Regions from separate parts of the Homo sapiens genome. Here regions 1, 2 and 4 are each linked to region 3. A link is a loop called in an ENCODE intact Hi-C map of the cell type or tissue named here. Cell type or tissue: ascending aorta. All regions are shown on one strand.

What was found. A loop is a pair of places that touch in the nucleus more often than their neighbours do. Peaks named below come from ENCODE experiments on the same cell type or tissue, not always from the same donor. Only the 100,000 strongest peaks of a DNase experiment are listed, where the experiment ranks them.
Region 1: it touches region 3 in a loop (2.4-fold over the local background); 27 of 110 quality-filtered maps call a loop at or near these places.
Region 2: it touches region 3 in a loop (1.9-fold over the local background); 53 of 110 quality-filtered maps call a loop at or near these places.
Region 4: a loop joins it to region 3, with 6 times the contacts of the local background. A loop is called at or near these places in 102 of 110 quality-filtered maps.

The regions. Positions count from the first base shown.
Region 1 is chr16:69,843,843-69,851,842 of GRCh38, reverse strand. The region is part of intron 6 of WWP2 (WW domain containing E3 ubiquitin protein ligase 2); the gene reads right to left. Among named protein-coding and RNA genes, the nearest start is that of MIR140, 85 kb to the left of the region's middle. In ascending aorta, a CTCF peak has its summit at 3,031; a DNase peak (open chromatin) is centred at 2,592; H3K4me3 peaks cover 629 bases; H3K27ac peaks cover 3,144 bases.
Region 2 is chr16:69,855,376-69,863,375 of GRCh38, reverse strand. All of the region lies in intron 6 of WWP2 (WW domain containing E3 ubiquitin protein ligase 2), which reads right to left. Among named protein-coding and RNA genes, the nearest start is that of MIR140, 74 kb to the left of the region's middle. In ascending aorta, a CTCF peak has its summit at 3,580 (motif pointing right); DNase peaks (open chromatin) are centred at 1,505 and 3,602; H3K4me3 peaks cover 1,203 bases; H3K27ac peaks cover 5,966 bases.
Region 3 is chr16:69,792,798-69,800,797 of GRCh38, reverse strand. It overlaps WWP2 (WW domain containing E3 ubiquitin protein ligase 2), which reads right to left. Exons shown (of 24, transcript NM_001270454.2): 3 at 1,969-2,116; 4 at 1,503-1,624. Among named protein-coding and RNA genes, the nearest start is that of WWP2, 34 kb to the right of the region's middle. In ascending aorta, CTCF peaks have their summits at 2,175 (motif pointing left) and 4,115 (motif pointing left); no DNase peak of the experiment used is centred here; H3K4me3 peaks cover 1,648 bases; H3K27ac peaks cover 1,367 bases.
Region 4 is chr16:69,927,185-69,935,184 of GRCh38, reverse strand. It overlaps WWP2 (WW domain containing E3 ubiquitin protein ligase 2), which reads right to left. Exons shown (of 24, transcript NM_001270454.2): 12 at 5,656-5,737; 13 at 4,927-5,055; 14 at 3,958-4,033; 15 at 3,605-3,676; 16 at 3,295-3,383; 17 at 1,056-1,215. MIR140 (microRNA 140) reads right to left here and starts at 2,104; the gene lies at 2,005-2,104. RefSeq lists silencers at 1,333-1,523, 4,725-4,882. In ascending aorta, CTCF peaks have their summits at 4,590 and 4,792 (motif pointing right); DNase peaks (open chromatin) are centred at 4,854 and 7,584; H3K4me3 peaks cover 3,581 bases; H3K27ac peaks cover 8,000 bases.

The DNA of each region.
Region 1 (8,000 bases), 51 kb before region 3:
CCCAGCTAATTTTTTTTTGTATTTTTACTAGAGATGGGGTTTCACTATGTTGGCCAGGATGGTCTGGATCTCTTGACCTTGCGATATGCCTGCCTCGGCCTCCCACAGTGCTAGGATTACAGGCATGAGCCACCGTTCCCGACCGAGTTGAAAACTTTTATCTGCACAGAAACCTGCACACTAATGTTTATGGCAGCTTTATTATTCATCATTGCCAAAACTTGGAAGCAACCAGTAAATGAATGAATAAACTGTGGAGGAGGAATGTAAAAGTGAATGGATAAACTGTGGTACATGCAGACAATGAAATATTATTCAGTACCCAAAATATCAAGCCATGAGAAGACGTGAAAGAAACGTAAATCCCAATTACTAAGTGAAAGAAGCCAATCTGACAAGGCTATATACTCTATGATCCAGCTATACGACATTCTGGAAATGGCAAAACTATGCAGACAATAAAATATCAGTGGTTACAATGGGCTGGGGACGGGAGGGAGAGATGAATAGATGAAGCACAGGGCAGTGAAACTACTCTGTATGACAGAGTAATGGTGGATACATGTGAGGGCCAAGGCACGTGGATCACTTGAGTCCAGGAGTTCAAGACCAGCCTGGCCAACATGGGGAAACCTCATCTCTACTAAAAATACAAAAAAAAAAAATTAGCTGGGCATGGTGGTGAATGCTTGTAATCCCAGCTACTCAGGAGGCTGAGGCATGAGACTCACTTGAACCTGGGAGGCAGAGGTTGCAGTAAGCTGAGATTGAGCCACTGCACTCCAGCCAGTGGAATGACAGAGCGAGACTCTGTCCAAAAAAAAAAAAAAAAAATTAAAGAGTGAAACCTAATATACATTTTGGACTTTGAGTGACAATGATGTGTCAATGCAGGCTCATCATTCTAACAAATGTACCACTCTGGTGGGGGATGTTGATAGTGGGGAAGAGAGTATATATGTTTGGGGGAACCTAAAAGTGCTCTAAAAAAAACACGGCAGATTTCACCCAGCAAAAACAAACAAACAAACAAGAACACCAACAAAAAAGCAGATGGCAGGCTGGATTCAGCCTGCAAACCCTAGTTTGCTACGCTATCATCCCTAATATCTTACATGTCAACATTTCTAAATGACTTTTATTTCCTCAAATACATCAAGTTCTCTTACTCCTCCTTGCCTTCACTCATGCTGTACCCTCTGCCTGCAGTGACATCCCTGAACCCCACTTCGTCGGTCTGGCAAACTCCTTCAAAATACTGCTCAAATGTGGGAGGTCTTCCCCAAATCTCCCAGGCATATCTAGGTAATGTCCCACTACATTCCTCTTGCATGTGTACATACCATCACCATGGATCCATCACACTAGACTCTAACTCATCCATGCATCTGTCTCCTACTAGAGACACTCCCTGATGTCAGGGACCCTGACTTTTCATCATTTTTTTTTTTTTTTTGAGATGGAGTCTCAGTCTGTTGCCCAGGCTGGAGTGCAGTGGTGTGATCTCGGCTCACTGCAAGCTCCACCTCCTGGGTTCACACCATTCTCCTGCCTCAGCCTCCCGAGTAGCTGGGACTACAGGCGCACACCACCACGCCCGGCTAATTTTTTTGTATTTTTAGTAGGGACGGGGTTTCACCGTGTTAGCCAGGATGGTCTCAATCTCCTGACCTCATGATCTGCCCACCTTGGCCTCCCAAAGTGCTGGGATTACAGGCGTGAGCCACTGCGCCCGGCCGACTTTTCATCTTTTAATCACCACGACAGCTCAGAGCCTGGCATTCATGTATATCAAGTGAATATTGCCTTCAACGGCAGAGATTTGCCTTCCTTCCTCCTAGTTTATAACCAGCTTTCTGGCGCATGCCACATCTGGCATTATAAACATCTCTCTAGGCTCATACAGAGTAAATGCCAAATAAATATCTATGCAATAAATAAATGTATAATAAGGTACCATGTATCATTTTAATTGATGCAAAATAAACCAATGTATAAATGAGTGTGTAATTAATCTCCATGATTTTTTTTTTAAGAGACAGGGTCTCCCTATGTTGTCCAGGCTGGAGTGCAGTGGCACGATCATAACTCACTGCAGCCTCAAACTCCTGGCCTCAAGCGATCCTTCTGCCTCAGCCTCCCAAAGAGCTGGGACTCAGGCATACAGCCACCATGCCCAGCCATGATTACTTTTCAACGTCTGGCTTGGAGAATGCAGTGGGACCCTTGACCACTGTCTCAATCCTATTCCATATTTACCAACTGCTCAGAAGAAAGCCCTGCCTACAAGCAGGGACTTTGAGCAGGGACTATGTCTTAATTATAACTGAATGAATGAATGAATGAATGAATGAATGAATAAATAAATAAATAAATAACACTTATTCCATTGTCTTCCCCAGCAACAGAAATGAGGCAATACCCAGATTTTAAGCATAAGCTACTGCATGGGAGGACTTTCCTGCTGACAGGGCAACATCTCTAAATAACTGCAGTTCCCAATCAAGCAGCCTTTAGTCACCTCAGTGGAAGGAGGGGTGGCAACCGCCAGCCAACAATGACTGTGAGAATGGCCTAGTGCCCAAGGCTCAGCTCCTATCCACCCTCCACCCCTCCTCCCTGCTAGCTCTGCTTCCCAATTCTCCCCCGGCCCTCCCAGGACTTCCTGAAGTGTTCACAGTGGACTCACACCCGCCTGAGTTTATTTTTCTTTCCTTTCTGGGATAGGCTGTCTGCAGACACAGTTGATGATCTATTTAGAGCTCACCGGAGACGGTTAGGCTTTATAAGTCTCCGAGATTACAGATCTTTTAAATCTTCAGAGGCCGTTAATGCCAAGGCAAGGGAGCCAATAAATCTGATATGTTTTCATCAAAGCAGGACAAAAAAAGAAGAGTAAAGGAGTGAGAAAGAAAACTATCTAAGAGGCTCTGAAACTTTTCCATGTAAAAAAATCACTGGGAAAGACATCTTAAAATGCAGATTGTGACCAACACTGGCCACTACTGACAGCTGATGAGGGCCACAGGCAAATCCAAGGTCCCCAGGCCTACATGCACACACAAACACACACATACACACTCTCTCATGTGCGTTCACATGCATTCTTAAACAAAATAGCTTAAATACATATACACATAAGAAAGGAAAATAAATTGTTGAAGGCTCTATATATAGCTTCTTTTTTTTTTTTTTTTTTTTTTTTAGCAACAGCATCTAGCTCTGTTGCCCAGGCTGGATTGCAGGGTCTCCATCTTGGCTCACTATAGCCTCAAATTCCTGGGCTCAAGCAATCCTCCCAACTCAGCCTCCCAAAGTGCTGGGATTACAGGCATGAGCCACTGCACCTAGCTATTGACACTTCGCTTCTTGTTTGTTTGTTTTTTTTTTTTGAGATGGAGCTTTGCTCTTGTTGACCAGGCTGGAGTGCAATGGCACGATCTGGGCTCACCACAACCTCCACTTCCCAGATTCAAGTGATTCTCCTGCCTCAGCTCCCCACGTAGCCGGGATTACAGGCATGCGCCACCACGCCTGGCTAACTTTGTATTTTTAGAAGAGATGGGGTTTCTCCATGTTGGTCAGGCTGGTCTTGAACTTCCGACCTCAGGTGATCCACTCACCTCAGCCTCCCAAAGCGCTGGGATTACACCCAGCCTGCACGCTGAGCCACTGCGCCCAGCTGACAGCTTCTTAACTAAGATCCCTTATGTTAATCCCTATTAATGAAAAATTTTATGAATCAAAAAGCAAATTAAATGCATTCTTCTCATTTTGTTGTTGTTGTTCCATTTCCCTGTATGACTATGGAAATTTTACTGAGATTCTAGACAGAGGAGCCAGTTATTCAAGCCAGAGGAAGTCGTGAGGTGCTAGGAGGAGCAGCTCCACTCACAGACAGTCCTGTGGGCTTCATTCCAACTTGACTCCCTGCTATGGTTTGGATGCAGTTTGTCCCCACCAAAATTCATGTTGAAATTTGATTCCCAATGTGGCAGAGTTGGGAGGTGAGACCTAGTGGGAGGTGTTTAGGTCATGGGGGTGGATCCCTCATGAATAAATTAATGTCCTCTCATGGGGGTGAGTGAGTTCTCTCTGTTGGGAACCTGCAAGAATGGGTTATTAAAAAGAGCCTGGCCAGGCGCGGTGGCTCACAGCTGTAATCCCAGCACTTTAGGAGGCCGAGGCGGGCAGATCACCTGAGGTCGGGAGTTCGAGACCAGCCTGACCAACATGGAGAAACCCCATCTCTACTAAAAATACAAAATTAGTCAGGCATGGTGGCGCATGCCTGTAATCCCAGCTACTCAGGGGCTGAGGCAGGAGAATAGCTTGAACCTGGGAGAGAGAAGTTGCAGTGAGCTGAGTTTGCACCATTGCAGTCCACCCTGGGCAACAAGAGTGAAACTCCATCTCAAAAAAATTAAAAAAAAAAAAAATAAGAAAAATAAATAAAAAGGCAGGGCATGGTGGCTCATGCCTGTAATCCCAGCACTTTGGGAGGCCAAGGTGCGTGGATCGCCTGAAGTCAGGAGTTTGAGACCAGCCTGACCAATATGGTGAAACCCCGTCTCTACTAAAAATGCAAAAATTAGTCGGGCATGGTGGCATGTGCCTGTAGTCCCAGCTACTCTGGAGGATGAGACAGGAGAATTGCTTGAACCTGGGAGGCAGAGTTTATAGTGAGCCGAGATCGTGGCACTGCACTCCAGCCTGGGCGACAGAGCAAGACTCCATCTCAAATTTAAAAATAAATAAATAAATAATAAAAAGAGCCTGGCAGCAGGTGTAGGGCCTGGCACACACCTGTAGTCCCAGCTACTTGGGAGGCTAAAGCAAGAGGATCCCTGGAGCCCAGGATTTTGAGGCTGCAGTGAGCTGTGGGTGAGCCACTGCACTCTAGCCAGGGTGACAGAGCAAGACTCTAAATATATATTTCGTTTAAAGAAGAATAAAATAATGAACACTTGGGAGCCACCACCCAGGCAAAGAAACAACATGACCAGTATCTTAGAAACTTTCTCTGTACTCTTTTCTCATTACACCTGTCTGCCTCCTCCCAAGATAACCTCCTGAATTCAGGATTCATTATTCCCATTCTTTTTTCTTTTTTTTTTTTTCTTGAGACAGAGTCTCACTCCATCACTCAGCTGGAGTGCAGTGGCGCAATCTCGGCTCACTGCAACCTCCACCTCGGGGGTTCAAGTGATTCTCCTACCTCAGCCTCCCGAATAGCAGGGATTACAGGTGCACGCCACCATGCCAAGCTAATTTTTATATTTTTAGTAGAGAAGAAGTTTCGCCATGTTGGCCAGGCTGGTCTTGAACTCCTGACCTCAAGTGATCCATCCGCCTCGACCTCCCCAAAATGCTGGGATTACAGGCGTGAGCCACCACACCCAGCCCCATCCATTTTTTATAGTTTTACTGCCTCTGAAGGTATCCATACAACATGTATTGTTTGGCTTTGCATTTTTCAACTTTCTACGTATGACATCCTACTATGGTACTGTTTTCTATGACCTGCTTCTCTTGTTCAACATTATGTTTCTAAGATTCCACCATATGGATATAACCATTTTTCACCCATTTTTACTGTGAGACAGTATTCCATTATAAGAGTGTATGACAATTTATGATATAACTCTTTCTTTACATAATCAGACCTCTGATTCCATATTAACACAGTCTGTGGGCAAACAAATGTATGCCGCATGAATTGCTGGTGGCAGTCCCATGCTGGCTTCCATGTGCCAGACCAGATAAGTATTCTTTTTTTTTTTTTTTTTTTTTGAGATGGAGTCTGGCTCTGTCACCCAGGCTGGAGTGCAGTGGCTAGATCTCAGCTCACTGCAACCTCCGCCTCCCAGGTTCAGGCAATTCTCCTGCCTCAGCCTTCTGAGTAGCTGGGATTATAGGCACACACCACCATGCCTGGCTAATTTTTGTACTTTTAGTAGAGACAGGGTTTCACCATGTTGGCCAGCCTGGTCTCAAACTCCTGACCTCAAGTGATCTGCCCGCCTCAGCCTCCCAAAGTGCTGGGATTACAGGCATGAGCCACCACGCCCAGGCTTCATCTGATTATTCTTGAAGAAGAGGCAAGATCCCACTAAGAAATGGAGCTGTGAGACCTTGCTTAGCAAGCAAGTGGTGCTCTGCGGGATGAGCTTGGACGAATGAACCCCTCAGATAAAACCCTTTCACAGTTCCAGTTCTACAGCTTTACCAAGCAGAGGAAAGAAGGAGAGGAAAGGGTTGCTTTGACATCGCAGTCTTCACCTTCATGGGCAGGTCAGAGCACCTTTGTTTGATCACAGTGAATAGCACCCAAGTCCAAGAAAAACCTACCCTTCAGACAGCAAAAGCTAAATATTTAGTCTGGGAGACAGCAGGCAGAAGCCCATCATTCTCTCTGCCCCCAGAAAGCAAGGACAGCAAAGGACTGCCCTTGATCCCAAAGGTCTGATTCATCACCTCCCAACTACAGTCCTTGATGTAAACGCACCGGTAATGCCTCACTTCCCAGGCTTAGCAGGGAAGGGGGGTAGGCATGCACAAACGAGTCTCCAGATACAAAGAAAACCCACTGCCACTTCCACCGAGTGCTCCCGTTGTGTAAGGCCCTCTGACTGACATGCCTCATCTCAGTTCATTCCCACAATAACCCTGTGAGACAGGTGATACCCCCACTTTACACCTGAAAAAAACTGGGGATCCGAGAGGTTTTGTGACTTATCCAAAATCATATAGCAAGTAAATGACAGGCCAGGATTCGATCTGCATCTCCTGATTCCAAAGCCCTACACCTTTATCCAATAGACTCCTTGGCCACCGCCTACAGTCATAAGCATGTGTGCACAGTGACCTTCATACCTGCAACAGCAAAGTGGAAAGGGGGCTTTTAAGGAGGCAAAGAGACAGCCTTTGGATAATATTTGCAAAAATATTTCCTGCTGAATGGCAACAGGTTCCATGTGAGTGCAGAATGAATAGTTACTTAGATGGCAGAGGCCAGGGAAAACTCAGATGCTACACGTAGTAAAAGCCTGCAGCAGCTAACAGACTGCAGAGGACTCCGATAAGGCTTACACTATCGGAAGGTACCTTGCTCACCAGTAACTAACTAGCACTGAATGTCTACCACGTGTGATGGGCCAAAATGCATCCGATTTCCTGTTGCAGCCTGGCTGCTGCAACACCGATGACCTGGTGTCATTCTCAACACCAATGACAACAAACGAGGTTTAACAGGATCTCTGAATTTCAAGGTCGATCAACTAGAGGAATTCAGAGACCAGTAAATAGGTCAAGAATTTAGATCCAAACTTGTTAATAGCTGAATCTGACTTTGAGCCCCAAATTAAGTTATATGGGTGTGTTTGAGACAAACTTTCCAACTCAGCTAAAAGACTAAGATGTAGTTACTAGCACCAAAGCTGAGAAGGCATCACTCTCTAAAGAGTGAAATACTCAAGTATTCCTTCCTCTCTAAAAGAGTGAAATGCTCAAGTATTCCTCGCCCACCGCTGTTCTAGCTTAAGAAATTGTTTCCTCCAGTTCCAGGTGCCCATCATGGCTTTGTTGACACAAGATTTGCCAGTTACACTGTCATTCATCACCCCGTGAGACCCAACTATTGTAAGTCACCTACCGAGACACGGAAAACATGACTGGTCTTTGGGAGTGAGGCAACGCCTTTACAGTGACTTGGAGAAAAGAGAATGGGGAAATGGCATCTCTGCTTCTAATAAAGGTACGGAAAAAAGATCCAAACGTCCATCTTGTCTTGCTCCCGCCACTTGCCAGTCACCACAACCTCATAAGCCCACAAAACAACCAAATCTGGAGAAGCTGACAGCTGTCCTCAGAGGGATCTTTTAAGATGCTGCGGGTATTGGCTAAAATCATATTCCATTTTTCAAAGCATTATTCCCCCTCCCTAGGGTCTGTTTGGGAAGTTTTTTTGTTTTTTTGTTTTTTTTACAGACATAGTCTCA
Region 2 (8,000 bases), 63 kb before region 3:
GAGCCATCACGCCCAGCCTTTCTGTATCTTGATTATGATAGTGACTACCTGGCTGTATGCTTTTGTCAAAACTTACAGAACTATACACTAGTAAGGGTAAATTTTACTGTTTGTAAATTATAGTAACTTAATAATTTAAAAAAGCCATTTGTGGAGAAAATGTAAAAGTGAGCAAAAGTTGTAGAAGGCAGGTATGGCGTGAGGGTATGGTCAAAAAAACAGCAAGAATGTGGATGGGAATGTGATTCAGGCAAAATTCAAGACCCTACAAACATTTCTAAATTAATACATGTAGGATTCTATAAAGACTAGGGACATATCTCTCCCAAATGCCGAGAATTCATGGCTAGGCCGGGGGTGGCGGCTCACACCTGTAATCCCAGCACTTTAGGAGGCCAAGGGCGGAGGACTGCTTGAGCCCAAGAGTGCAAACCCAGCCTGGCAGCACAGGGAGACCTCGTCTCCATAAAAAATTATTTTAAATTAGCCAGGTATAGTGGCAAGTGCCTGTGATCCCAGCTATGCGGGAGGCTGAGGTGGGAGAATCATTTGAGCTGGGGAGGTCGAGGCCGCAGTGAGCTGTGATCACACTCACACCACTACACTCTATCCTGGGCAATAGAGCAAGAGACCCTGTTTCCAAAAAAAAAAAAAAAAAAAAAAAAAAGAATTCATGGCTGGCTGGATACCAGGTTCCAAGCATACTTTTCTATCTTGGTAAAAGAGGCCCAGAATATGAAAGGGAGGTTCATTGACCCCAGATTCAGGCCCACTGGTATTCAAGTTCAGCAAAAGAGAAGTTTCAAGGTATAAAAACTGATTACTGGCCAGGCATGGTGGCTCATGCCTGTAATCCCAGCACTTTGGAAGGCCGAGGTGGTTGGATTGCCTGAGGTCAGGAGTTCGAGACCAGCCTGGGGAATGGAGGCTGCAGTGAGCTGAGAGAGATCCTGCTGCTGCGCTCCAGCCTAGGTGACACAGCGAGACTCCATCTCAAAAAAACAAAACAAGGGCCAGGCGCGGTAGCTCACGCCTGTAATCCCAGCACTTTGGGAGGCCGAGGTGAGTGGATCACCTGAGGTCGGGACTTCCAGACCTGTCTGACCAACATGGAGAAATCCCGTGTCTACTAAAAATACAAAATTAGCCGGGCATGGTGGCGAATGCCTGTAATCCCAGCTACTCAGGAGGCTGAGGCAAGAGAATCACTTGAACCCTGGAGGCTGAGGTTGCAGTGTGCCGAGATCACACCATTGCACTCCAGCCGGGGCAACAAGAGCGAAAGTCTGTCTCAAAACAAACAAACAAAACAAAACAACCTGATTATTGATTTTCCTCCTATAAAACAGGCACAAAAAGTAAAATTACCTAATAAAACTCCTCTCACATTCCAATCCGGGTAAGCGGTATTTGCCTAGGATTACTAGAACCAAGAGGGCTCCCCACCTCAAGTCTGTCCTTCCTCTGAGCACACTCTTAACTGGTCATTGTCTTTTAATAGCTGCATGGAAAAAAAAATTCAGTGGAGCTGGGCCAGTTTCCAGCAAGACAGAACCAGAAAGAAACAGGCACTTAAAATAGAAGCATGAAAAAATAAAAAAGGAAGCCGTAATGGGAAAAGAAACAGTGTCCACCACCCAGAGAAGCGCCAATAAATAAACCTACTCCCACCTGCACCCCCCTCAATTCTTCCTCCCCACTCAAATGTGGATTAGAAAAAAAAAAAAAAAGGAGAGGGCGGGTAAAAGGAGAAGTGAACCGGGAAAGGCACAATTAGAGTTAAAATGGGCCCCTTCTGGTCACTGCAAGCGCAATTTACGGCTCCATTCCACACCCTACCTCTGGACTGCCAGCCTCACAAATGACAGGGAAGGTAAAAATAAAATCGCTGCCAAGTCCATTCTAAATTACAGAAAGACTTCCGGAAGACAAACAATTTCCTTTTGCGCACCCTAGAGTACAGAGCAACCTTCTCAAAGGTGGCAATTTCATTAGACTAAAAAAACTCACCTTGAGAGAGAAGGTATAGTAAATGGTGACTTGTCCAATCTACTTCCAGGCCGTATGTTGGGCTTAGCTGAGAAGAGTGCTCAAATGCCCTCCCAAACTTCAAAGAGAGCTAGAGAGTTCAGAGGGGAAGTGTTCACCTGCTCAACGTGGCCATTGATGGCTTGAGGTACCCTGAACAGAGACAGCAGCCTGTGATTTGTCCTATGACCTGAGATCCCCTGACCCTGAATTATGAGTGCATAGGACACTGTTGCCGCTTAGGAGATGAGCATCCCCATCAACCTCCACTGTGCACAGGAGGAATCTCCATGGGGCTGGCCCCCAAGGAATGCAGAGCACAACCTGTACAGGTGCGCCAGAAAAGCCTCTTCACTTTCTCGCTACTGGCATCATTCCCTGTTTGAATCTGGCCCACTCACTGCCTCCTTTTACTATAGCTCCAGACCAGAAAGGACTACACAGGACCTTGAATGAATGGGGGACTACAGTATATTAGAGTGTTCTTTCTTTCCTTTTTTTTTTTTTAACTAGAGATCGAGTCTTGCTATGTTGTCCTGGCTGGTCTCAAACTCCTGGCCTCAAGCAATCCTCCAGCCTCGGCCTCCCAAAGTGTTGGGATTAGAGGCATGAGCTGGGTAGAGCATTATTTCTAAGTGTTCTGACACGACAAATCACAAGGCAGGAATTCAGCAGGACGGAGGCAGGCTCCAAAAAGAATATGTTCAATGGACATCCCTCAAAATACCTCTCTAGACCCCTACCAAGGGAGAGTCAGACCCTTTGCTGATCTACTTGCCCGGCATTCTCTTCCTGGACTTTCCACCCAGGTGGCCAAATTCCTAGGCCAAATCTCAGTCCAAATGTCCCTCATCTCCCAGGCTACAGTAAATTTCCTTTCATTCTCTCATAACATCCTAATTGTTCCCTTTATGGCACTGCTATGTGTCACTACACATTCATGAGGGCAGAGATCATGTCTTGTTTTGTGAACCTCTGGAGACTCAGCACCTAGTGTGTGCCTGGCCCACAGTAGGATTCAGGAAATATCTGTTGAATGAAGGAAAGATGCAAGCTGTCAGGTTCAAAATCACTCTTGGGCCTGTAACCTCCAGTACTTTGCATATTCTTTCCAATCCAGTCACTCATCACCTCCCCGACTCCTTTAAAGAATGGAATCGGACCACCACGCCTGGCTAATTTTTTTGATTTTTTTTTATAGCGATGGGGGTCTTGAACTCCTAAGGTGAAGTGATCCTCCCACCTCGGCCTCCCAAAGTGCTGGGATTACAGGTCTGAGCCACCATGGCTGGCCCATTAGAGAGAGTCTTTCTACTGTGGGGAGAATTTCTAAAATGACATCCCTCTCACTCTAGCCCCCCTCCAATGCCTAAAACCTGTGAATATGACAAGGTGCCACACCCTTGAGTATGTCGTCAAGTATGTCGTCGTGTACCACAGCAGACCTTAAGAAAGGGGATCATCGGGCGGGGCGGGGGTGGGGGGCGGTGCTCTCTCAGTCTAATTAGCATCACATCACCTCCTGGAAGCAGAGCGCCTTCTCCAGCAGGTGGCAGGAGAGAAAATCAGAGAGATTCAAATCACAGGGAGATCTGACACTCCTTTCCTGGCTCGAAGGTGGAGGGGGCACCGTGAGAAGGAATGCAGGGGTCGGGGCCAGGGGGAAGCTTAAGGAGTTGAGAGGGACCCCCGCTGATGGTCAGCAAGGAATGGGCACCTCAGTCCTACAACTGCAAATAACTAAATTCAGCTAAGGACCTGAATGACTTTTTTTTTCTTTTTCTTTTTTTTTGAGACAGGGTCTCCCTCTGTCGCCCAGGCTGGAGTGCAGTGGTGCAATCACAGCTCACTGCATCCTCGACCTCCCTGGGCTCAAGCGATCCTCCCGCCTCAGCCTCCTGAGTAACCGGGATGACAGGCATGCGCCACCATGCCTAGCTAATTTCTGTATTTTTTTTGTTGAGATGGGGTTTGGCTATGTTGCTTAGGCTGGTCTCAAACTCCTGTACTCAAGCCATCTGCCCACCTCAGCCTGCCAAAGTGCTGGAATTACAGGCGTGAGCCACTGTGCCCAGCCCTGAATGACCTTTGATATGAATTCTTCCCCAGTGTATGCAGATAAGAATGTTGTCCTGCCAGAGCCTTGATTTTGGCCTTGTGAGACCCTGAAGGGAAAAGTCAGCCGTGTGATCCTGGACTTATGACCTACAGAACTGTGAGCTAATAAATGGTGTTGTTTTAAGCCCTGAGTTTGTGGTGATTTGTTACAGAGCAATAGAAAATGAATGCAAATAAATGACAATTCAATTTCCACAGTAGAAGATGGAACTCTCAAATACATGCATGACTAGGGAACAGCCTTGACCCAGTTCTTGCTGGTCTAGTTCAGCAGCCCTCATACAGTTATGGCATCACTCTGTGGGATCCAGTGCCCATGTCGAAGGAGCAGCATTCCAGTGATCCTAATGTCCTCAAGGAGACACTCAATCCTAAGATTCAATAATCACTTGGGAATTTGAACACCTAGTATAAATGAGATATTACCTATTCTTAGAGGGTAAGTAACATTCTTTTCTGGCAGAGTTGAAGTACACGGACTTTACACCTTCTTTTCCCAAACAAGACTTATTTATGTGTCAATTCTTCTCTGATTCCAATACTAACCTTAAAAGCTGCAAGGATTTGAAAAGAACAGTCGGTGAAAAGCATTCAACACAGAAATATCAATCATGAAGAAAAAAACAGATGAAGCCACAGAGACTGTGCAGGCAGTGGGACCCCAGCACACTCTTGGTGGTTCACCTTGCAAGCACAAGGCGGCTGTGATAAAGGGCGCCCCCTCTTCTCTGTGGTCCTCAAATTATCGCATCTCAGGAGTCAAGGCGCCAGGGAACGTAAACCAGCAACATGACCCACCCAGAAGTTTTGGCGAATGAAGAGCAGGAACACGAGACTCTTTCAGCTCAGCAAATATTTATTGAGCTGCTACTACGTGCAGTGAGGCACTATTCTAGGTCCTGCTGGGGACACAAAGATGAATGAGGCACACAGAGCCGTGGCCTGGTGTTTGAGTGAAAGCTTCAGCACCACTTCCCCCAAGCCCCTTCCTCCCCAAAAAAACCACAAACCAGGTGGAAGAAATAACTCCTCGGAAGTCTCCAATTCATCATCCTTTTTCTAAGTGTAAAGAAAAATGTATAACTTTATTTAAAAGAAAACTTTTTTTTTTTACTGGTTCTAAAGGTAAAATTTCAAAGAAAAGGAACAAAACCAACCGGGCCCTAATCTCCCATTCTCCACTACAAAATAATGAGTATCTGCACCACATCCTACTCTAGGTTTTCACTAATTTCATTAAATTTTCTTTGTGTCATTTTGTCGTTATAGAGTTGTACTGTTAGGCCGGATGCGGTAGCTTACGCCTATAATCCCAACACTTTGGGAGGCTGAGGAAAGAGGATCCAAGACCAGACTAGGCAACACAGGAAGACACTGTCACTACAAAAAAAAATTTAAAAATTAGCCAGGCATGGTGGCGCACACCTGTAGTCTCAGCTACCTGGGAGACTGAGGTGGGAAGATCACTTGAGCCTGGGAGGTCGAGGCTGCAGTGAGCTGTGATTGTGCCACTGCACTCCAGCCTGGGTGACAGAGCGAAACCCTGTCTCAAAAAAAAAAAAAAAAAAAAAAAAGAGTTGACCTTCAAAGGCCATTTGAAAACACAAAACACACAAAGTAGACCCAAAATATAGACATGCTGTATATAAAACTCAGCATAAGGCCAAACAGAAAACCTTCAGGCCGGGAGCCAGTCAATGAGCTCTTGCTCTCTTCACACCACTGGATGCAGAATTTCACACTCCATTATCAAATAGTCAGGGAGCCAAAGATACCTTCAACCCATCAAGACTTTTCTTGAAAAGGCAGACCAAACACAGTGGAAAGTGGAAAGTTACGCCAGGCGTGGTGGCTCACACCTGTAATCCCAGCACTTTGGGAGGCCAAGGCAGGTGGATCACGAGGTCAGGAGTTCGAGACCAGCCTGGCCAACAGGTGAAACCCCATCTCTACTAAAAATACAAAAACTAGCTGAGCGTGGTGGAGCGCGCCCAGCTACTCGGGAGGCTGAGGCAGGAGAATCGCTTGAACCCCAGAGGCAGAGGTTGCAATGAGCCGAGATGGCGCCACTGCACTCCAGCCTGAGCGACAGAGTGAGACTCTGTCTCAAAAAAAGTAAAAAAAGTGGAAAGTTAGTCAAAGATGGGAAACAGAAACTGTAGGACAGACAGAAATTAACAAGAGGAAGAAAACAACTCTAAAGATATCAAGAATCACGAGAAACATAAATGAACTGTGACAGTTTAAAATCATATGGTTTTTTAAAACTCTAGTTAAATGCTGTTACAAAAAAACACTACCTAAAATATAAGTACCAAATAGGTTAAAATGAAATGAATAGGGAAAAAAATATGCCAAGTGGACACAAAACAAAAGGAAGCTGGGATAGTTAGGTTAACGTCACACCAAACGGGTTTTGTTGTTGTTGTTGTATTTTTTTTTTATTTTTTATTTTTGAGATAGAGTCTCCCTCTGTCACCCAGGCTGGAGTGCAGTGGCGTGATCTCAGCTCACTGCAACCTCCACCTCCCAAGTTCAAGCAATCCTCCTGCCTCAGCCTCCCGAGTAGCTGAGACTACAGGCACATGCCACCACACCCAGCTAATTTTTGTATTTTTAGTGAGATGTGGTTTCACCATGTTGGCCAGGATGGTCTCGATCTCCCGACCTCGTGATCCACCCACCTCAGTCTCCCACAGTGCTGGGATTACAGGCGTGAGCCACCGCACCTGGCCACCAAATGGGTCTTTTAATGATTTTTAAAATTAAGGTATAATTTACATAGAGTAAAATTTACCCTTTCTAAGGGTACAATTTGGCAAGTTTTACCAAATGTTTATAGTGGTGTTACCATCACCACAACTGAGACATAGAACATTCCCATTGCTCCCAAAATTTCCTTGTGCCCCTTTGCAGTCAATCCCTCCTCCAATGCCCCCACATCTTCAGATTGGATTTCTGTCCCTAGAATTTTGCCTTTTCCAGGATGTTATATAAATGGAATCATATAGAACATAAGCTTCTATGTCTGGCTTCTTAAGCTTAGCCTAATACTTTTAAGAGTCATTCACGTTGTTAAGTTACTTTTTATTTGTCAGACCAAATAAATATACATCTTTTTTAGAGATGGGAGTCTTGTTATGCTGCCCAGGCTAGACTCGAACTCCTGGACTCAAGCAATCCTCCCAGCTCAGCCTCCCCAGTGGCTGGGACTATAGGCACATACCACTGTGCCTGGCTTCAGACCAAATAAATTTTAAGAGAAAAAGCACTAAAAACAAGAATAACAAGATAAGGCCAAAACGTTCTATTCATCCATAAGACATATGTCAAATTGTACTCTAGATCCAATGAAATAACCTCGAAATACATAAAGCAGAAATTCATCAGAATGATCTGGCACCACCCTTTACCAGTGTCATCTCTTCCTATGACTCCACTTCCCCTTCCTCTCCAGTGGGACTGGCCTCTCCACTGTTCCTTCAACTCCAAAGGCACATTCCTAACTTAAGGCCTTTCCAACAGCCATTCTTCTGCCCAAACTCTCTTTCCCCAGATATCCTCATGGTTACATTCCTTGCCTCCTTCAAATCTTTGCTTAAAAGTCACCTTCTCAACAACACCTCTCTTGACTGCCCTATTTAATACTGCAACCGGCTCTTATATGATACATTTATACATATTTTTCGCATGAATCAAACTCATTTTTTAAGTAATAAAAATCAATAAAACCAAGGGAAAAAAGGAACACTCTGGGATTCTGCATTATTATAGAAACCAAGGCACAAAATGTTTCTAGAGAGGACTAGTCCATGATGTTAAACTGGCAGACAGGTCAGGGGGGCTTTGGTGAC
Region 3 (8,000 bases):
AGGTCAGGAGTTCAAGACCAGCCTGACCAACACAGTGAAACCTCATGTCTACTAAAAATACAAAAATTAGCTGGGAATGGTGGCACATGCCTGTAATCCCAGCTACTTGGGAGGCTGAGGTGGTAGGATCGCTTGAACCTGGGAGGCGGAGGTTGCAGTGAGCCGAGATTGCACCACTACACTCCAGCCTGGGCAACAGAGTAAGACTCCATCTCAAAAAAAAAAAAAAGAAAAAACAATAACTATTACTAGGTGCTGTGCTTAGGGGCAAATTTTGTTTTCTTTCTGTAATTTACAATTTCTACAAGGACTTTTGCTAACCAAAAGCAAAAGTATATTGGCTGGGCAAATGAAGAGGAAAAAAGGACCCTCATGCTGGTTGCTGCATCCTAATGTGAGGCTATCCACAAGTATATTTCCAAATATTGCAATAAATAGAATTCTCCCTGATGATCAAATTACAAAAGGCTGGCTAGGGTTTGGGAAAATAAACACCAATTCAGAAGACAAAGCAATCAGGGAGTTCTCTGCAGGATTAAAGTGGAGGCACATCTCTGGTTTTAAACAATTCCTCGGGCCAGTGTGGGTTCAGCACATCTCTATGTGCCCAGCCGAAAAGAAAAGACCAGAGGAGGCTCAAAGACCTTTCAAGTGGCCCATCGCTTAAAAGGACAGGCTTGGAGAGAAAAGAAAGACTCTTAAATCATGTAACACGCTCGCTGGGACGCAACTCTCCCCGCCCCCACCTCTCTCTTAAGCTACATCCACTTTCAGAAAATACTTTCCAGATATCAAGAGAAAAAGGAGCCTTTCTTTCCATGCCATTCATTCGCCACATATGGTACTGCTCTGAATAGAGGCCTTATGAAGGAGGGTCCAATACCACCGCCATGGGCCATGCCACTGACCACAAACAGCAATAAATAGATGAGGATTTATATGTCCGTGACGTAGAGGCACGTTGGCTAATTCAGATGGCGCGTCCATCACGTTCCAACATCCAGTAAATGTTTACTGAGTGCCGAGTAAGCACAGGGCACTATTTGTAATACTATCCCAGACACACACGTGCACACATGCACACAGGCATGCACACACACACATATACGTATACACACAGCTCCTTTGTTCTGTTTTAGGGCTGAGGCTAGAAAAGCAATGATTTAGGCTAGAGGTATTTGACAGTTTCATTCAACATATCACACATCTCCTGCAACGGGAAGAGGAGCAGAGGCAGACAGAAAGTTTCCAGTCCCTAAGGAAGGATAAAGGGCAACACACCACTGCATCACATTACTAGAGGCCCTGGACAAAGAGGGCTAAACTCTGTAGTGGAGGCAGAGAGGAGCCCTCAGCCTTCCCAAAACTCCAAAGACAGCATCCAAGGAGAACAGAGGTACTGCAGCCCCTAGTCCTGGGGGAAATTGCAATACCAGGTTGATCTGCCAGGTCCTCCCATCCCCACCCAAGAATCACGTCGGCACCCCCTTCATCATACGTACTTTTGCCCCCATTGTTCTTCAAGACGTTGGAGAGGTTGACAGATGCGGTGCCTAGCAGTTCATTTCTCAAGGTATGGCAGCTCCAGACCTTTAAATCTAAATGACTCTGTGCCGTGACATTCCTGAAAAACAAATACCTGATTCATTACATCCAAGCAGATCATTCCTATAACTTAGAAGAAAACATTTAAACTAAACTGCTGACATCTTGGGGAGGGGGAACCAAAACAGGCAGACACCCACATATATCCTTTCCCCTCTCAAAGCTGACCCTGTAACCCTCTAGATAATAATGAACGCTCTATGAGCTCAATGGTGTAGGAACACCTAAAAAGAGTCACCTTGGGTACCATAGGTAGAAAAAGTCGGAGGTGCCACAGGGAATCTGTACCTCCCACAACCCCCTCGGAGCACCCTCTCTCTTTCCCCATCTTGCTGCGTTCAAAAAGAAGGGGCTTTCTCTTACAAAATGATGATCTCATTCCAGAGAAGCTCAGAGCTCCCAATGCGCTTCCCAGTCTTCTTGGTCTCACTGGGGAGTCCATCCACCGCCACCTCCACGTAGGAGTTAATTCGAGGTTGACGATTATGCACCTTGGGCTTTGCGGACACCACTGGGAGAGAAAGAAAGAAAAAGTCAAAGATGAGTCCCAGGGCTCCCAGATGCCCCCCTGTGGCAGATGTTCCGGCTCTTTTTAGTTATTGCTTTAAAAAATAAATCAATACATTTTGTTTTGTCTTGATTCTAAAAACTTTTTAAAGAAATGTGAGTACACACACCAAAAAAAATATGAAGTGTAAAAAAAAAAAAAAAATCCCTAACCTGAAACCACTGGGATAACTGCCAGTGATCATCATCACCAATTTATCGTTGGTAAATTGCCTTCCAGATTTTCATCTTTTATTTATTCAATTCTTTAAAAATTCTTCACCCCCATAAGTCACTCTTAAATGACTGCAATACAAGCCCATAATAGGTATATGTTAACTATTCTTTCATTGTCGAATAGACTGCTTGCAATTGTTCGCTCTGGGGAAATTACCGTGAACATATACATCTGCATGCCTTTCTTGAGTATTCCTCCAAAGGATACGAACACTTTTTAAAGTTCTTAAAACTGCCCATTCCTTTCCAAGAAAGGTAAACCCATGTAGCCTCCCATCAGTGCTACAGGAGAATATTCATTTTACCAGACATCACAGAGTGCTAAGGGATATGCTTGTTCACTTTTTGCAAATCCATGGGTTAAAAACGCATGGTGTAAAGACAACAGCTAAGGCCGGGCGTGGCGGCTCATGCCTGGAATCCCAGCACTTTGGGAGGCCAAGGTGGGAGGGCTGCTTCAGCCCAGGAGTTCAAGACCAGCCTGGGAACATAACAAAATTTATAATTTTTTTTTTTTTTCTGAGATAGAGTTTGGCTCTTGTTGCCCAGGCTGGAGTGTAATGCCACAATCTCGGCTCACTGCAACCTCTGCCTCCCAGGTTAAGCAATTCTCCTGCCTTAGCCTCCTGAGTAGCTGGGATTACAGGCGCCCGCCACCGTGCCTGGCTAATTTTTGTATTTTTAGTAGAGACAGGGTTTCACCATGTTGGCCAGGCTGGTCTCAAACTCCTGACCTCAGATGATCTGCCTACCTTGGCCTCCCAAAGTGCTGGGATTACAGGCGTGAGCCACCGCACCTGGCCAATTTATAAATTTTAACTGAAATAAATAAAGATAATATTTAAGATTTTATGAGTACTTATTAAAGACCCTCTGCCATGTGCATACATTTTCTAACTGAATCCTCACAACAAACCCATGAGGCAGGGAATATATCATCACCCCATTTTACCCAGGAGAAAACAGGCTTGAGAGGCAAGGTCACTCTCCCACTCTACATAGCCAGGGAGCTACAAGCCAGACTGTGCACCCGGCCGGTCTGATTCCACATCATGCTGCATATTATTATTGAACTTTACTTATTTGTTCTATTGCTGTTCTTCGATTACCAGCAAGGTTGAATATTTTTGCCATGTGTCGTTAGTCATCTACATTTCTTCTTCCGCTCATAGCCTTCATGTGGCAACAATTCTGATGTTCGTTTGGGACCAGCAAGCCAAAGACTCATGGAGTACAAAGCTACACAAGCATCACACCGAGGAGCTAGACAGACATCCTAGTGTATATTACCCCTGGTGGAAACGCCAGGTCGCTAGGGTAAAACACATCTAGACGTCTCCCATCCTGCCCCAAATCAGAGATACAACTGATGCTCCCTTGCCTGTAATGGCAAGTCTATCCTAGCCTGAGCTTCCCTGTTTGAGTATAAGCAAATCCCTCCCTCCCAGACTCTTCTGAAAGGTGACAGTCCTACAATGGTGTCTACAACTTGGCAAAGGCCAAATTCACCTTCAGATTTTTTATAGCAGTAACTATCTTCCTCTGGCCCCAAAGGAACAGAAGGGAGGAAGACAACAGATAAAAAATCAGCTGTGGCTAAGATTCAGAAGCGACAAGGGAACAGTACTAGGGACAAAGGTTTGTGGTACTGAGGCATGGCCCAGGGTAGAAAAATGAGGTGCAGTGATTTACACACGGACCAAGGTTAACTGAGGCCACCTGGTGGTAAGAGCATGAATCTACATGCCTTTAAAAAATAGGGACTACAAATGGTGCATTACTTAGGACGTTTGACTTTACAGGGGTGCGAAAGCGATATGCATTCAGTAAAAACTGTATTTTAAATTTTGAATTTTGGTCTTTTCGCAGAATAGTCATATGCGGTACTACTGGGCAGCGGCAGTGAGCCGCAACACCAGTCAGCCACGTGATCACAGGGGCAAACAATTGATACTCTGCCGTGTACCCCTTCACCAGATGATCTTGCCTAGCTGCGGGATATCGAAGTGTCCTGAGCACATTTAAGGTAGGCTAGGCTAAGCTATGATGCTCGGCAGATTAGGAGTATCAGATGCATTTTCAACTTGCGATATGTTCAACTTATGATGGGTTTTTCAGGACGTAACCCCACTGTAAGTTGAGAAGTATCTGCGCTCATACACATACACACTTTTTCCTGAAACTCTGAGAGTAAGCTCTAGACATTGTGCCCCTTTACTCCTAAATATTTCTGGGTGTATTTCCCAACAAACACATTTTTTAACATAACCAATAGCACAATTATCAAAATCAGGACATTTAACTTTTTATAATACTAATATTTAATTTACAGACTTTATTCGTATTTTGCCAATTGTCCTATCGATGCCCATCATCGCAAAAAAAAAAAGAAAGAAAAAAAAATTTGTTCTGGTCCAGGCCCCAATCTAGGATCATACTGGCATTTAGTACTCTTATTTTGAAGCAGGGCATGGTGGCTCACGCCTGTAATCCCAGCTCTTTGGGAGGCCGAGGCAGGCAGATCACTTGAGGCCAGGAGTTTGAGACCAGCCTGGGCAACATGGCTAAACCCTGTCTCTACCAAAAATACAAAAACTAGCTGGGCGTGGTGGGGCACAACAGTAGTCCCAGCTACTCAGGAGGCTGAGGCATGAGAACTGTTTGAACCCAGGAGGCGGAGGCTACAGTGAGCTGAGACCACACTCCAGCCTGGGTGATGGAGAGAGACTCTCACAAAAAAAAAAAAAAAAAAAAAAAAAACCTCCTATTTTTAAGTTTCCAATCTATAGAAAAATTGAAATAGAACAATAAATACTGTATACTCTTCACCAATTGTTATCATTTTGCCACATTTGCTTTCTGTTCTATGTGTCTATAGCATCACTACCCAAGAGAACTTCCATGATGACGAAAATGTTCCACATCTGTGCTGCCCAATACATTGCCATGAGACACATGTGGCTATTGACACTTGAAATATGGCTAGTGCAAATAAGGATATGATTTTTAAATGTTATATAATTGTAATTTAAGTGTAAACAGTTCTATGTGGCTACAGTGACTATTCTATTGGACACCAAAGGTTATAGATAAATGCCATCTATGTCTCTGTGTATGTGTGTGTGTGTGTGTGTGTGTGTGTGTGTGTGTATCCGCATTTTTTTTCCTAGGTAAAACCATTAAAAAGTAAGTTGTAGACCGGCTGGAGTGCAGTGGCACGATCACGGCTCACTGCAGCCTCGACCTACCTGGCTGAAGCGATCCTCCCACCTCAGCTTCCTGAGTAGCTGGGACTACCAGTGCGCAACACCACGCCTGGCTAACTTTTTAATTTTTTTTGTAGAGACGGGATTTCACCCCATTGGCCAGGCTGATCTCGAACTCCTGGGCTCAAGGAATCCACCTGGACTCAAGCGATCTACCCGCCAGAGCTTTCCAAAATGCTGGGATTACAAACATGAGCTACTGCCCAGTCCCCAGACATATTTTTAAAGCCATTTTTCCCCCAATTCAGTACCTAATCAATATATACAAATTGCCTGTGGCTACTATCTCCTTAATCTTTTAAAATCTAGAACATCCTCCCTTCTTTTCCATGGCAATGATTTTTGTTTGTTTAACTTTTTGGTTTTTTTCTTTTATAATCCCAGCAGCTTTGCCAAGGCAACAATGATTTTTAAAGACTTCCACCAGCTGTTTTAAAGAATGCAGCAAATTCTACATTTTTCTAATTGTGAAACTGCCTTTGCAAAATTATGACAGAGAAATCGGACATAGTTGATTCCATCTTACTTCTGATTTCTAGGCTGTCCTTGGTCATTCCTGGGCATGGGCCAAGCTAATTTTGGGAGAAATTTAGTTTATAGTTTCTTTTTTTTTTTGAGACCGGGTCTCCCTCTGCTGCCCAGGCTGGAGTGCAGTGGTGCAATCTCATCTCGCTGCAGCCTCCACCTCTGGGGCTCAAGCGATCTTCCCACCTCAGCCTCTCAAGTAGCTGGGACTACAGGTGTGAGCCACCATGCCTGGCTCATATTTGTATTTTTTGTAGAGACAGGGTTTCCATGTTGCCCAGGCTGGTCTCAAACTTTAAGCCTGAGCTCAAAGTCATCCACCCGCCTCAGCCTCCTAAAGTACTGGGATTACAGGCATGAGCCACCACACCCAGCCTATAGTTTAATCTTAAAGCAAGGATAGCTGGGCATGGTGGCTTATGCCTGTAATCCCAGCACTTTGGGAGGCTAAGGGAGGTAGATCACTTGAGACCAGGAGTTTGAAACCAGCCTGGCCAACTTGGTGAAACCCCGTCTCTACTACAAGTACAAAACTTAGCCGGGCGTGGTGGCGCACGCCTGTAGTTCCAGCTATTCAGGAGGCTAAGACACGAGAATCGCTTGAACCCAGGAGGCAGAAAGTGCAGTAAGCTGAGATTGTCCAACGCACTCCAGCCTGGGTAACAGAGCAAGACCCTGTCTCAAAAAAAAAAAAAAAAAAAAAAAAAGCAAGGATAATAACAGCCCTTCCCAAAACGAAACCACCTTTGTAAAACTAATCAACAGCCACAAGGTTAGGATTATGGGAGGGGCTTGAATTCTAATAAGAGGTAGGTATAGTTTCTATAATCCCTTACTGCTCAGGAGTCATGAAGCCAGAGGTCACAAGATTTGTGACTTCCCCAATTGCTCCCATAGATAACATCGCTATTGCAGAACCTAAGGTTGGTCTTTTGAGATTTTTTCTTTCTGGCAATCTACTGACTTTGCCTGGGCCCGTGACTTGACTCGTGAAACAAATTATCCTGTGGCCCCACCCAGAAGTGGACTCAGCACAGGACCATTTTCCACACCTCTATAATCTCATCCCCAACCAATAAGCAGCACCCATTCCCTAGTCCCCTACCTGTCAAATTGTCTATAAAAACCCTAATCTCTGAGCCTCCAGGAAGACTGATCTGAGTGATAACTCTGTCTCCCATATGGCCTGTTTTGTGTCAATTAAACTCTTTCTCTAATGCAATGCTACAGTCCCAGTGAATTTATTTATTTATTATTATTATTTTTTTAGATGGAGTCTTGCTCTGTCACCCAGGCTGGAGTGCAGTGGTGCAATCTTGACTCACTGCAACCTCTGCCTCCCAGGTTCAAGCAATTCTCTGCCTCAGCCTCCCAAGTATCTGGGATTACAGGCGCCTGCCATCACACCCAGCTAATTTTTTTGTATTTTTAGTAGAGACAGGATTTCACCATCTTGGCGAGGCTGGTCTTGAACTCCTGACCTCATGATCCCACCTAGGCCTCCCAAAGTGCTCGGATTACAGGCATGAGCCACCGCGCCCAGCAGTGAATTTATTTTATCTGTGCAGTGGGCAAGAAGAACCCACTGGGTGATTACAATTGTTTCCTCATGATTAGATTCGGTTTAAAGGCCAGGCACAGTGGCTCACCCTGTAATTGCAACACTTTAGGAGGCCGAGGCAGAAGGGCCACCTGAGCCCAGGAGTTCGAGACAAGCCTGGGCACCACAGCAAGACCCCAAATCTACAAAAAATAAAATATTAGCCAGGTGTAGTGGCTCACACCTGTAGTTCCAGTTACTCGAGAGGCTGAGATAGGAGG
Region 4 (8,000 bases), 130 kb before region 3:
GGAAGAAGCGAAGGAAAGGAGAATTGAAACATCTCCAGCTATGCATGTGGCTCCCGCGCTGTGCCTCCCACGGGCTCCGCTTCTCAATCCGGGTTCTCCACGCTCCCAGGACCCTCAACGGGGCACGTGGCAGGACCTCCCTTTCCATATTCACATTGTGTCCCTCTTTCCAGTTAAATACAGACGCTGGGACGCCCCTCCCCAGAACTGGCTCACTTTCTGACAGATGTCCCTACACCCTGCACCAGCCAGTCTACTGTTCACCAGGAGGCAGCGTGGCGTGAACGGCAGCGCCCATGGACTGGCGCGCCCTCTCTGGGCTCTACCCTTCGCCCCCATAGAGCTGGTAACCTAAAAATGTAAAAAGCTGGAGATAGTTCTGGAGAAACCAGAGCTTTCTCAGTGGCTGCCCTGTAGGTACTGAAGAGTTTCCATGTTGCTTTGCATAGGACTTGTCAAGAGGGGGCCCAGGGTCTCTGGGCCACAGACTTTACGTTTTGTTCTACACTAGTGTTGATTCCAAATGCCCTTCCAGAAGGCTTAGTGTCTCAGTGGGACATTCCCAAATGCCGTGACAGTGTCACCTCCCAGAGACAGGCAGCAGGTGGGCAGCTATGGTTTCACCTGGCCCTGTCATCCCAAGGCCCTCAACAGAGCACATATTTAATGTTCAGTAAAGTCTGTGGCCCAGCGACCCTGGGCTCCCTCTTGACAAGTCCTGTACAAAGCAACATGGAAACTCTTCACTACCTACAGGGCAGCCACTGAGAAAGCTCTGGTTTCTCCAGAACTCTCTCTAGCTTCTTGCATTTTTAGGTTACGAGCTCTATGGGGGCAAAGGGTGGAGCCCCGAGAGGGTGAGCCAGTCCACGGGGGCTGCCGTTCACGCCACGCTGCCTCCTGGTGAACAGGCCCAGGGCCTCCTCCAATGCTGCCCCTTCCTGGAGGTCTCAGAGAAAGAGCAGATTCCCCTGGTGCCCCTGGCACACTTCACCAGGAGAGGGAAGAGGAGGGAGAGGAGGAGGGAACTAGGCAGACCCCTGGGGCCCCCTTACCATGGCGATGAATCTGCCTATAAAGCGAAAGTAGGTGAGGTGGTCCGGGTTGATGGAGGAGGCGGGGTTGATCTGCAGGCAGTAATTGTTCTTTCCGGCATATTCAAATAAACAATACATAGGGTTGAGCACCTCATGAGACAGGAGGAAAAACCACTCTCTGTGAGGGAAGAGACAGAAAAGACAAGAATAATGGGTCCCTTCGTGCACATCTGCACAGGAGCTGTGTCTCTTCACCATCGTGTCTCAGGTTAGTATGGGGACACGTGTCCCAGGGAGTCGAGCCCTGTGACAAGCACCCGGGCTAACCTATATGAACAGCTGGTCAGTGAACAGGGCAGGCTCAGACCTACAGTGAACCAGGGCGGCAACTGCATTTGAGGATGATATTTGGGAAAACGTGTGATTGTCGGCTCCCAGGTGATGTGTTCCAAGACTTTACATCACAATATCCAGAGCTTCTAATGGTAAAGGGGGTCCTTGTACCCTGGGTCACCATGCTCAGTTGCCTAGGCTGTGCACTGCACAAGGGCACGATGCATGTTTATTACAATAATTTTTCTGCAAAGGTTCTGTTTGAATAGTAACTACCCTGTTTCCACTCTACCTGGGCGGGCAACATAACGTAAATACACAGCAACACATTTCCAACCCCGATCCATGACAATGTAATCCATGCTGCCTTCAGATGAGAAACCTCATGCCCACCAGCTATGCAACACTCTTGCACTTTGCCCTCCCTTCACCCCCAGACCCCAACACCATCCCCGTTCCCACACTTCCACGCATTCATCTGAACCAACACCCGTGCCCTGGGTGCGAGCCTCAGGCATGAATTCAGAGTCCTTTTGGGCTTGAGCTAAACCAGCAAGGGGATGTCCCAAGGGGGCCAGTCCCCAGCTGCTGGGCTGTTTGTGGCTGGGCAGACGAGGAGTCCGTCGACGCAGAGGGTGCCCCGGTATCCTGTCCGTGGTTCTACCCTGTGGTAGAACAGCATGACGTAACCTACCATAGGGTAAAACCACTGGCAGGACACAGAGAGAGACACACACAGGGCGCGGCCACACCAGAAGCCCACCAAGCAGAGCCTGGAGAGGAGGTCACCACGGAAAAAAGGAACATCCATCCACGGGGCCAGCGCAGAAGGCAACGCCACCACCGAACAGAGGACCAGAAGCAAGTTAACCCAACACCAAGCGGGAAGACATGCCCACACCGGGAGAGGTCTCGAGCGGAGAGGTCGCTGCGGGCCACAGCGCTCTCTCTCTCTGCCGGGGCCCTTCTGCCCTGCTGTCCAAGGCAGCATTTCCCAGAGGGCCTGTTAACTTTTATGGGTGGACCAGGGTGAAGGCAAGACAATGCTTTGGACTCTTTTTAGGGTGACATAAGCCGTTACAGTTTTACTGACCCCAGGCATGTGACATGCAGTTGAGCCCTGCTCAAGGCCCTGTGGATCGTGACACAGCTTATCCACACGGGGACACCTGACTTCACCTGCCCTGGCTGCCTTAAGAGGAGGGGATCCCAGGGTCAACTCTAATGGATGACCACATGGCCCCTATATTCAACTGCCCAGATGCTGCTGGCCTGGTTGTTAAAGTACAGAAACATGACACATTGGTAGATAACAGAGCCATTGTACTGAGCTCTCGCCCCTCCCAGGAGTCCTCCGTCGCCTCATGACCCAGTAACTAAAGGCTTAATGTCCAGCCCAGTGGGGCACCCCAGGCCCCTGTTCCAGGCCCAATGGACTGGCCACATGGATTCACGTATTTTGTTTTTTTGTTTGTTTTGTTTTTGAGATGGAGTTTCGCTCTTGTTGCCCAGGATGGAGTGCAATGGCACGATCTCGGCTCACTGCAACCTCCTGCCTCCCAGGTTCAAGCGATTCTCCCGCCTCAGCCTCCCCAGGAGCTGGGATTACAGGCATGCACCACCACGCCCAGCTAATTGTGTATTTTTAATAGAGACGGGGTTTCTCCATGTTGGTCAGGCTGGTCTCGAACCCCCGACCTCAGGTGATCCACCTGCCTCAGCCTCCCAAAGTGCTGGGATTATAGGCGTGAGCCACCGCGCCTGGCGGGTTCACGTATTTTGAATGCCACACTGTGCCCATTCCTGAAGATGCATGAGAGCTTTGGGAGGGAATGTGAGCAGGGGGCAGGCAGCTTTCTGGCCATTGATGCTGTAGCCTGGGGAAGCGGGGTACAGGGCAGCCTTCCGGGGCACTCAAGCTCACCTGGCGATGCCCCCATAGTCCAGGCCCTCCTCGCCACGCATGATGATGTAGAGCCGGCGGCGCAGGTCATAGGGTTTCATGTTCATGATCTGGGAAGACAGAGCATCGGGCCAGCCTGCCACTCTCCCTTCCACAGCAGGCAGGGGCGGGAGGGACAGGGGACTCTAAGGCCCAATATCCAGCAGACACAGTCACCAAGACTCACGCCCTGGAAAGTCTGCAGTGTGGGTTTAACAGGCCACGCGATAGGAGATGGGGTGCTGGGAGGAGGGCGTCGGCCTGCCACTGGTTTCGGGCACCATGATCTAACCTGTTGGAAGGAATCTTCGAAAAGCGTCTGCCTGGAAACGCTGATCTTCACGTGGCTAGGTAGGGCATTTGACTGAAAAAAAAAAAAGAAAAGAACTTTAAATCGAGCCTCAAGTGGTCATCTGTTCTCCTGTCTGTATGAACAGGCATTCCCCAGCCTGCTGGGCCAGGAGGCAATAGCATGTGCCCTAGGAATGAAAACTAGCTTCCTAGAGACAGCCAGCTCCGGGTTAGACAAGTGTCTTGCGCCCGCCTAAGACACAAACATTCCGATACCTGCTGCTGTGCCGGGAACTCACACTGAAATAACTCAATAACCCCAACTGCCACGGGAGCCCCAGTACCAGAACTCACATGGCAGAGGAAACGGAACTGGTGATACTTCCACCGAAAACTGCGGTCATAAGCACCAGGGGAACCTTGCTTCGTCCTAGGAAGAGCAAAGATGTTCAGGGGTTCATGCGATTTCTCAGAAAATGAACAATTTGTCTTTGTCAGCCCTAAGGAAAGCTGGTGCTATGTTAATTTAAAGATTAGTAATGTAAGGTGAGGAAGTGACTGTCATTAAGATCCTTGAAGAATAAAAAAGAAAATCTAGAAATAAAGCCAGACTTCTTGCTTTTAGAGAAATAACTCTAGTGTCATTCGGAATAAACAGGATAGTCCCTTCCTCCCCATCCCATCTTATTTATTTGTTTGTTCGTTTTCTAGAGACGGGGTCTTGCTCTGTCACCCAGGCTGCAGTGCAGTGGTGTGATCATGGCTCACTGCGGCCTCGAATTCCTGGTCTTAAGCGATCCTCCCGCTTTAGCTTTCCAAGTAGCTAGGACTACAGGAGTGTGCTACCACACCGAGCTAATTTTAAATGTATTATTATTTTTTAGAAACAGGGACTCACTCTGTCACCTGAGCTGGAGTGCAGTGGTGCCATCATAGCTCACTGCAGCCTCAAACTCCTGAGCTCAAGGGATCCTCCCACCTCAGCCTCCTATGTAGCTGGGACTACAGGCATGCACCACCACATCCAGCTAATTTTTAATTTTTTTTTGTAGAGATGGGGTCTTGCCATTTTTCTCAGCCTGGTTAATCTTTTTTATTGTTGTGGAGACACGGTCTCGCTATGTTGTCCAGGCTGGTCTCAAACTCCTGGGCTCAAGCTATCCTCCCATCCCCTTTAATATGACATCAACATTGGCCACTAGAGGGCAGTAAGGGCAGTAGAACGCACCACAGGGGCCACCCAAAGTGGGCCTCCCAGAGCCAGAACAAGGACAGCCTGGGCCTCGGCTCCTGACACTGCTGCTACCTGCACAAAGTCCTTACCCCGACTCAAACCCCGGGCGAGGATCCTTAAAGGTGGTGGTGCGGGTATTGTGGTCCACAAAGTATCGCACCCCCTCGCTGGTGTATTTCATCTCCCATCCTGGGGGCAGAGCTGGTTCCTGGATCATCCTGGAAACACGGGAAGAAAAGGGTGAAGGGCTGGCCCCACCTTCTGGACCTTGGTGGTTGGAGGCTGGGTCCTCAAAGTGTGGCTTTGTCTCTGCAGAGCCCATGAGGGACTTTGAGGACATGCACCCAAGAAGCATGACCCAAGTCGTGAGAACAGTTCTGCAGCACGGAGAGGTCACTTATTATCTCATGGCCAAAAACCCAGCCCTGCATGGATGGCATTGGACTGAGCAGCCACCAGCAATCCTGAGGCACCCTGTGCCCCAGCACAGCTTCACTTGGGGGTGTTGGGAGACCAGGATGCCCTCAACCTTTTTGCAATCCAATTATCAGCAGCCAGCACAATCAGTATGGAGACCAGCAACACCCGCCAGCCGGGCCGCCCTCCATCCACCAGGAAGGTCTATTTAAGAAACCCCTTTTAAGCTCTCATCAGGCCAACAGTGTATCTGTACGGTGAGAGTCTCAAGACACTTGTGTGTGGCTAAAGGTCCCTGACATCAGCCCTCTGGGACGATGCAGTCCAAAGCCACCTGCCCAGTGCTGGAGCTGCACAGAGACCCAGCCCAGCCCGGCCCCCCTCTCAGCCCAAGTCCTTACCCCTGGGTCCGGGGATCCTCCCACTGGGTCGTGCGAGTGTTATGGTTCACGTAATACACCCGTCCATTGTCCTGTCTCTTCTCTGCCACATGAGAAGAAAGAAAGAACATCAGATTCAAACACGGAGAGCCGGTGTCCTTTCCCTGAGGTTCCCACCTCCTGGGTGCTGGGTCTGAGTTTATCTCCCTGTTGTCAGCCTGTTAGAGAAGAACCAGCCAAAGCCAAGCTCACTCACACTTGTCACTGGGAAAGGGACAAAGAGGGTCCTTCCTTGTTGGTGGTGGGGGGCGGGGGTGACATACTTCCAACTCGAGATGAAGCACTTCTTTGGTTGATTGGTCGGAGGGAGGGGGTGGTGTGGCCACCCAGAGGGAGCAGCACAGCTCAAACCAGAGGCATAATTGCTCCCAGCTGTGTGCAGCATGGAAGCCGGGCAGTCCCTAACCCGCCAGGCCCCCCACCCAAGTCCCTCACAGCTGATCCCTGGTCCTGGGACCCTCTGCACTGCATGCAGCTAACCTGGGCGCCTCTGTCCTACAGGGCGTGGTCCTTATGGAGTGGCTGCATTTCCCTCGCACCTCTCTGATCAGTGCTCTGCACCCTGCGCCCCTGTACCCTCCAAGTTCTCCCTCTTCTCCCACTTACAGGCTAAGTCTTGTTCTAAAACTCTCATACCCTGGCACGCCTCTTTCTTGCTTATAAGCAAATAAATGATATCTGGGGCTGAGGACACTTACACTGCCCAGCCTCTTCTTAGACTTGTATCTTTTTTTTCTTTTTTATATAAAGACAGGGTCTCGCTATGTTGTCCTGGCTGGTCTCGAACTCCTGGCCTCAAGTGATCCTCCCGCCTCAGCCTCCCAAAGTACTGGGATTACAGGCAATAAGCCACCGTGCCTGGCCTGCCTATCCTGTTCTTAGGCCTAAGTATGTGCTTTGAGACAGGGGAATGTTCATGGAGTGGGGCTGGGGAACAAATACACTTTTCCTCTGCTCTGAACAATCTCTGTTCTCTTGCCCTTTACTGATATACTGATAAGGGCTCTGGGGTCCCCAAGGGAGGAGTCTGTGCTCCAGGGGCAGACCCAACCCTAGCTGGTGATTCTGGACCTTGAGAGGGATTGAAAGGGATAACCTCTCAGCTCCAGGTAGACAGGAGAAAAAAAAAACAAAAAACTAGGGGGTAAAGCTCTTGGCTCAAAAGAGGTCACCTTTCCCAGGAAGTTCCTGAGCCTTCAAATCTGCTTCTCTCCTGAAAACAAATGATGCTAATGGCTCTCCTTTTACAAGACAGGGCAGCATTAAAGAAACAAAAATAATCAGTTCCAGAAGCTACAGGGAACCAGAAAGCTGAAAAAGGAGCAGAACAGGGAAGTGCAACAACCCCCTCCTGACTCCAAGACTCGAGCTGCAGTGCTCCCAACACCAGACCAAGGCCTCAGTCTCCCTCCCACTCTCTGCCTTACCTGGTATCTATGACTCGACTGAAATTTTACAAACAGACATTATTTGTCAATCATACCTCAGTAAAGCTGGAAAAACAAATAAATAAAATAAAAATAAAGACAGGCTGGGCACGGTGGATCACGCCTGTAATCCCAGCACTTTGGGAGGCTGAGGCAGGAGGATCGCTCGAGCCCAGGAGTTCGAGACCAGCCTGGGCAACACAGCGAGACTTCATCTCTATTTTGTAAATAAAAAATAAATAAAAGAAAGCCAAAGGAAAGAAAGAACAGGAGGTGCCCAGAGCTGTTACAGAGCTACCACCACCTCAGAACACACAGAAGGAAGGCTTCCCAAGAGGTTTCCAGGGGAGGGGCTGCTCCCAGCCCCGAAGCTACTGCTTTGAACTAGATCCTCCACGTCTGCCCTGTTAAGGGCCAAAGCCAAGGCTAACCACAGGGCCAGGGGGATCTGTCCAGCGGGCTTGAGGCCTGTGTCGTCATTTCTGGCACTGCTGCTGTGTGGAGGCCTCCCAAGGCCGGCTGGCTGCCTCGCGGCATTCAGTTTCAGTTGGGGGCTGGGAAAGACCCCAGGAACACCTGGCTCGACCTCATTTTAGGACAAAGGGACTCAGACATATTCAGCCACAGGCCCAGGGTCAGGGCTGCCGAGGGCAGATGTGGATCTGAACCCGAGGTGTCCTGAGTCCCACAGCAGTGTGTGGGGAAGATGCGGGGTCTCTCCTGGGGCAGCAGAGAGGGACACCAGCAGGCTGGGTTAGCAAGCTGCCGATCACTCTCACTTGGTCTGGCTGTTCTTCCTGTTCATTCTCGGTGAGCCCTGGGGAGCCGGCCCCAGCCACAGCCCTGGGGCAGCCAACACAGATCCCCAAGGATCTGAGA